Regions from separate parts of the Homo sapiens genome. Here region 2 is linked to region 1. A link is an interaction called in ENCODE POLR2A ChIA-PET data of the cell type or tissue named here. Cell type or tissue: PC-9. All regions are shown on one strand.

Evidence for each region. Peaks named below come from ENCODE experiments on the same cell type or tissue, not always from the same donor. Only the 100,000 strongest peaks of a DNase experiment are listed, where the experiment ranks them.
Region 2: POLR2A ChIA-PET joins it to region 1 with 19 read pairs; 2 of 35 experiments call an interaction of 5 or more read pairs at or near these places.

What each region holds. Positions count from the first base shown.
Region 1 is chr9:81,708,316-81,710,815 of GRCh38, forward strand. The region is part of intron 1 of TLE1-DT (TLE1 divergent transcript); the gene reads left to right. Among named protein-coding and RNA genes, the nearest start is that of TLE1-DT, 20 kb to the left of the region's middle. In PC-9, no CTCF peak of the experiment used is centred here; DNase peaks (open chromatin) are centred at 589 and 996; H3K4me3 peaks cover 1,120 bases; H3K27ac peaks cover 1,264 bases.
Region 2 is chr9:82,221,851-82,224,350 of GRCh38, forward strand. The region is part of intron 1 of LOC105376107 (a long non-coding RNA gene); the gene reads left to right. Among named protein-coding and RNA genes, the nearest start is that of SPATA31D1, 230 kb to the left of the region's middle. In PC-9, no CTCF peak of the experiment used is centred here; no DNase peak of the experiment used is centred here.

The DNA.
Region 1 (2,500 bases):
GTTGTGCTAGGCCTAAGCAACTGTTTCTGAACTTTTCCAATAATACTCGTTTTCTACGTGTTAATTATTTCCAAATACTTATTAGCACTAAAGGTATAAAAACTTATGGCATGAAAATTTAAATTTAAAAATTTCTATTTGTTAACCTAATTTGGGCCAGGTGAGGTGGCTCACACTTGTAATCCCAACACTTTGGGAGGCCAAGGCTGGAGGATCACTTGAGGCCAGAAGTTCAAGACCAGCCTGGGCAATAATAGAGTGAGACACTCATCTCTACAAAAAGAAAAAAAAAATAGCTGAGTTTGGTGGCACACGCCTATATTTCTAGCTAGTTGGGAGGCTAACACAGGAAGATGGCTTGAGCCCGGGAGTTGAAGTTTACAGACAAAGTGAGACCCTGTCTCTAAAATTAGATTATAAATAAATAAATAGAATAAAAAGAGAAGGTCAATCAGAAGATATTAGGATCTCTATTACCCAGGAGCAGCAGAAAAGCCTGGGAAGGAAGCACTCTCTCTCTTGAGCTCACAGACAGTAGAAGCAACATAGTATTAGCACGTTTTAGATAAGTACAAGATTTGTCAAGTTGAACAATATATGCTCTGGTTCTTACCTAACATCTTTTTCTTCACTTCTAGTTCTTAAAGATGTTGAAACAGGCCCGGTATGGTAGCTCACGCCTGTAAACCCAGCACTTTGGGAGGCCGAGGTGGGTAGATCACAAGGTCAGGAGGTCAAGACCAGCCTGGCCAAGATGGTGAAACCCCGTCTCTACTAAAACAAAAATTAGCCAGGCGTGGTAGCGGGCACCTGTAATCCCAGCTACTCGGGAGGCTGAGGCAGAGAATTGCTTGAACCTGGGAGGTAGAGGTTGCAGTGAGCCGAGATTGCAACATGCACTCCAGCCTGGGCGACAGAGCCAGATTCCTTCTCAAAAAAAAAAAAAAAAAAAAAAAAGATATTGAAACAGCTTGAAGCAAGACCTGTTCTTTCTAGGGTTCTCAGTCTCTTTTGGAGTTAGTTTCGGTGGGCTTTACCAACGGAAGGGAGAGGTAAACATGGCTGGAGGGTATGCCTGGCAGTAGATTTGGGAGAGGGAATTTCTTCTCCTGCACATCTAAAATGGCTCTAGCGCCCTCTCCCCCTCCCCCTCCCCCTCCCCCTCCCCCTCCCCCTCCCCCTCCCCCTCCCCCTCCCCCTCCCCCTCCCTCTCCCTCTCCGTCTCCCTCTCGCTCTCCGTCTCCCTCTCGCTCTCCCTCTCCCCACGGTCTCCCTCTCATGCGGAGCCGAAGCTGGACTGTACTGCTGCCATCTCGGCTCACTGCATCCTCCCTGCCTGATTCTCCTGCCTCAGTCTGCCGAGTGCCTGCGATTGCAGGCACGCGCCGCCACGCCTGACTGGTTTTGGTGGAGACAGGGTTTCGCTGTGTTGGCCGGGCCGGTCTCCAGCCCCTAACCGCGAGTGATCCGCCAACCTCGGCCTCCCGAGGTGCCGGGATTGCAGACGGAGTCTCGTTCACTCAGTGCTCAATGGTGCCCAGGCTGGAGTGCAGTGGCGTGATCTCGGCTCACTACAACCTACACCTCCCAGCCGCCTGCCTTGGCCTCCCAAAGTGCCGAGATTGCAGCCTCTGCCCGGCCGCCACCCCGTCTGGGAAGTGAGGAGTGTCTCTGCCTGGCTGCCCATCGTCTGGGATGTGAGGAGCCCCTCTGCCTGGCTGCCCAGTCTGGAAAGTGAGGAGCGTCTCCGCCCGGCCGCCATCCCATCTAGGAAGTGAGGAGCACCTCTTCCCAGCCGCCATCACATCTAGGAAGTGAGGAGCGTCTCTGCCCGGCCGCCCATCGTCTGAGATGTGGGGAGCGCCTCTGCCCCGCCGCCCCATCTGGGATGTGAGGAGCGCCTCTGCCCGGCCGAGACCCCGTCTGGGAGGTGAGGAGCGTCTCTGCCCGGCCGCCCCGTCTGAGAAGTGAGGAGACCCTCTGCCTGGCAACCACCCCGTCTGAGAAGTGAGGAGCCCCTCCGCCCGGCAGCCACCCCATCTGGGAAGTGAGGAGCATCTCTGCCCAGCAGCCACCCCGTCCGGGAGGGAGGTGGGGGGGGGGGTCAGCCCCCCACCCGGCCAGCCGCCCCATCCGGGAGGGAGGTGGGGGGTCAGCCCCCCCCGCCCGGCCAGCTGTGCCATCCGGGAGGGAGGTGGGGGGGTCAGCCCCCCTCCCGGCCAGCCGCCCCGTCCGGGAGGTGAGGGGCGCCTCTGCCCGGCCGCCCCTACTGGGAAGTGAGGAGCCCCTCAGCCCGGCCAGCCACCCCGTCCGGGAGGGAGATGGGGGGGTCAGCCCCCCCACCCGGCCAGCCGCCCCGTCCGGGAGGGAGGTGGGGGGGTCAGCCCCCCGCCTGGCCAGCCGCCCCGTCCGGGAGGGAGGTGGGGGGGTCAGCCCCCCGCCCGGCCAGCCGCCCCGTCTGGGAGGTGAGGGGCGCCTCTGCCCGGCCGCCCCTACTGGG
Region 2 (2,500 bases), 510 kb after region 1:
TAAGTGGGAGTTGAACAATGAGAACACATGGACACAGGGAGGGGAACATCACACACCAGGGCCTGTCAGGGGGAGGGGGGCTAGGGGTGGGATAGCATTAGGAGAAATACCTAAGGTAGATTTCAGGGTGATGGGTGCAGCAAACCTCCATGGCAAGTGTATACCTATGTAACAAACCTGCACGTTCTGTACTTGTATCCCATAACTTAAAGTATAATAATAATAAGAAGAAATAGTTTCACATCTTTTGGACACGAAAAAAAAAAAAAAAGACCTAGTCTTTGCTAGCAGAACTGGGTGACTATAGTAAAAACTAGTTGAATTGTACATTTAAAATCATTGAAAGAGTTTAATGGATTGTCTGAAACAGAATGCATAAATGCTTGGGATGATGGATATCCCATTCAACCTGATGTGATTATTATGCATTGCATGCCTGTATCAAAATATCTCATATAACCCATAAGTATACACACCTACTATGTACCACTAGAAATTCTGATTTATATTTTTTAAATTGAATGCATGATCTTGAAGAGATGTTTGCACACACATGTTTGTAGCAGCATTATTAACAACAGCTAAAACTTGGACACAACCTAAGTGTCCATCAACAGATGAATGGAAAAGCAAAATGTGGTAAATACATTCATGAAATATTAATTAGCCTTAAAAAGGAAAAAGATGTGACATATGCTACAACATGGATGAGCTTTGGGGACATTCTGCTAAGTGAAATAAGTCAATCAAAAAGACAAATACTTATATGAAGTACTTAGACTAGTTAAGGCCATTGAAAGACAGAAAGTAGAATGATGGTTGCGAGGTGGTGGGGGTGGGGACAATGAGGAGTTCTTTAAAGGGTATAGAATTTCAGTTTTTCAAGATGAAAAGCATTCTGGAGACTGATTGCTCAACAATGTGAATATACTTAACAATACTGAATTGTATATGTAAATCTGGTTAAGGTGGTACATTTTATGTTACACGCACAAAAGAAGTAGAAACGGAAGTAGATTCTCAACTAGTACACTATTGTCATGTTGGCTGGGACAATTCTTGTTTATGTAGAGCTATCCCTGCACATTGCAGAATGTGTAGCATCCCTGGTTTCTTCTCAATTAATGTGGTAATGTTCTCTAGTTATTGTCACAAACAAAGCAAAATGAAACAGCCCCAAACACTGCCAAGTGCCCTCATGATGATTGGGAGGGTTGGAGTGGATGGCAGCACTGGCCCCAAGCGAGTACCCGTGGATGAGGAAGGCTATAGATAGAAAATAGAAACACTCCAGGCAAATGGAGGAAGCTGTCTTAGCTCCACATCTTCAGTTCCAGAAATATCCCATGGCCTCTGCACAAGCTTAGCATCTTCTTATCCACCATCTAGTTTCTTTTCTCCCTTGCAGTCTCAGCTCAACCATCACTTCTGGGAGACACCTTCTTCAGCTCCTTCACTTCCTGCTTAGGTCAATTTTCCTGTATTATACCCTCAAAGAACACCATGTACCTCACCTTCATAGCACATATGCAGTTGTTTTACATATATTTATGGATTTTGGTCTTACTTATTGGAATAAAAGCTCTGAGAAAAAAGAATGGGTAAAAGATATGAATAGACTTTTATCCAAAGAAGATACACAAATGGCCATTAAGCACATAAAAAGATGTTCAACATCTTTAGTCATCAAGGAAATGCAAATCAAAACCACAATGAGATACCACTTTACAATCACCAAGTGGCTATAATCCAAAAAAGATAACGACAAGTGTTGGGGAGTAGTGGAGAAATTGGAATCCTTATACGCTGCTGGTGGGAATGTAAACTGGTGTAGTCACTTTGGAACAGTCTGGCAGTTCCTCAAGAGGCAAGATACAGAGTTACCATATGACCCAGCAATTCTACTCCTGGTTATATATAACCAAGATAAATGAAAAACATGTTCACACAAAAACCAGCGCACAAATGTTCATAGCAGCATTGTTCATAATAGCAGAAACAAATGTTCATAAACTGATCAATGGATAAATAATTGTTGTATATCCATATAATGAAATATTATTTGACCATACAAAGAAATGAAGTATTGGTGAATGCTACAGTTTGGATGAACCTTGAAAATTCGATGCTATGTAAAAGAAGCTCATCACAAAAGACCATGTATAGTATGATTCCAAAATCCAGAATAGGCAACTCTTTGGAGACACTAAGTAGATTATTGATTGCCTAGAACTAGGAGGTTTGGGGAAATTAGAGTGATGGCTAAAGAGTATCGGGTTTATTTTTGGAATAATGAAAATGTTCTAATACTGATGGTGGAAATGTTTGCACAACTCTGTAAATATGCTAAAACCACTAAATTGTACACTTTAAGTGGTTGAATTTTATGTTAAGTGAATTATATCGCAATAAAGCTATTACCAGAAAAAGTTTAAAAAAGAAAAAAAAACAAAGAAAAGAGGGGACTTTGATCAAAAATACATGTTCCCATTATTCAAGT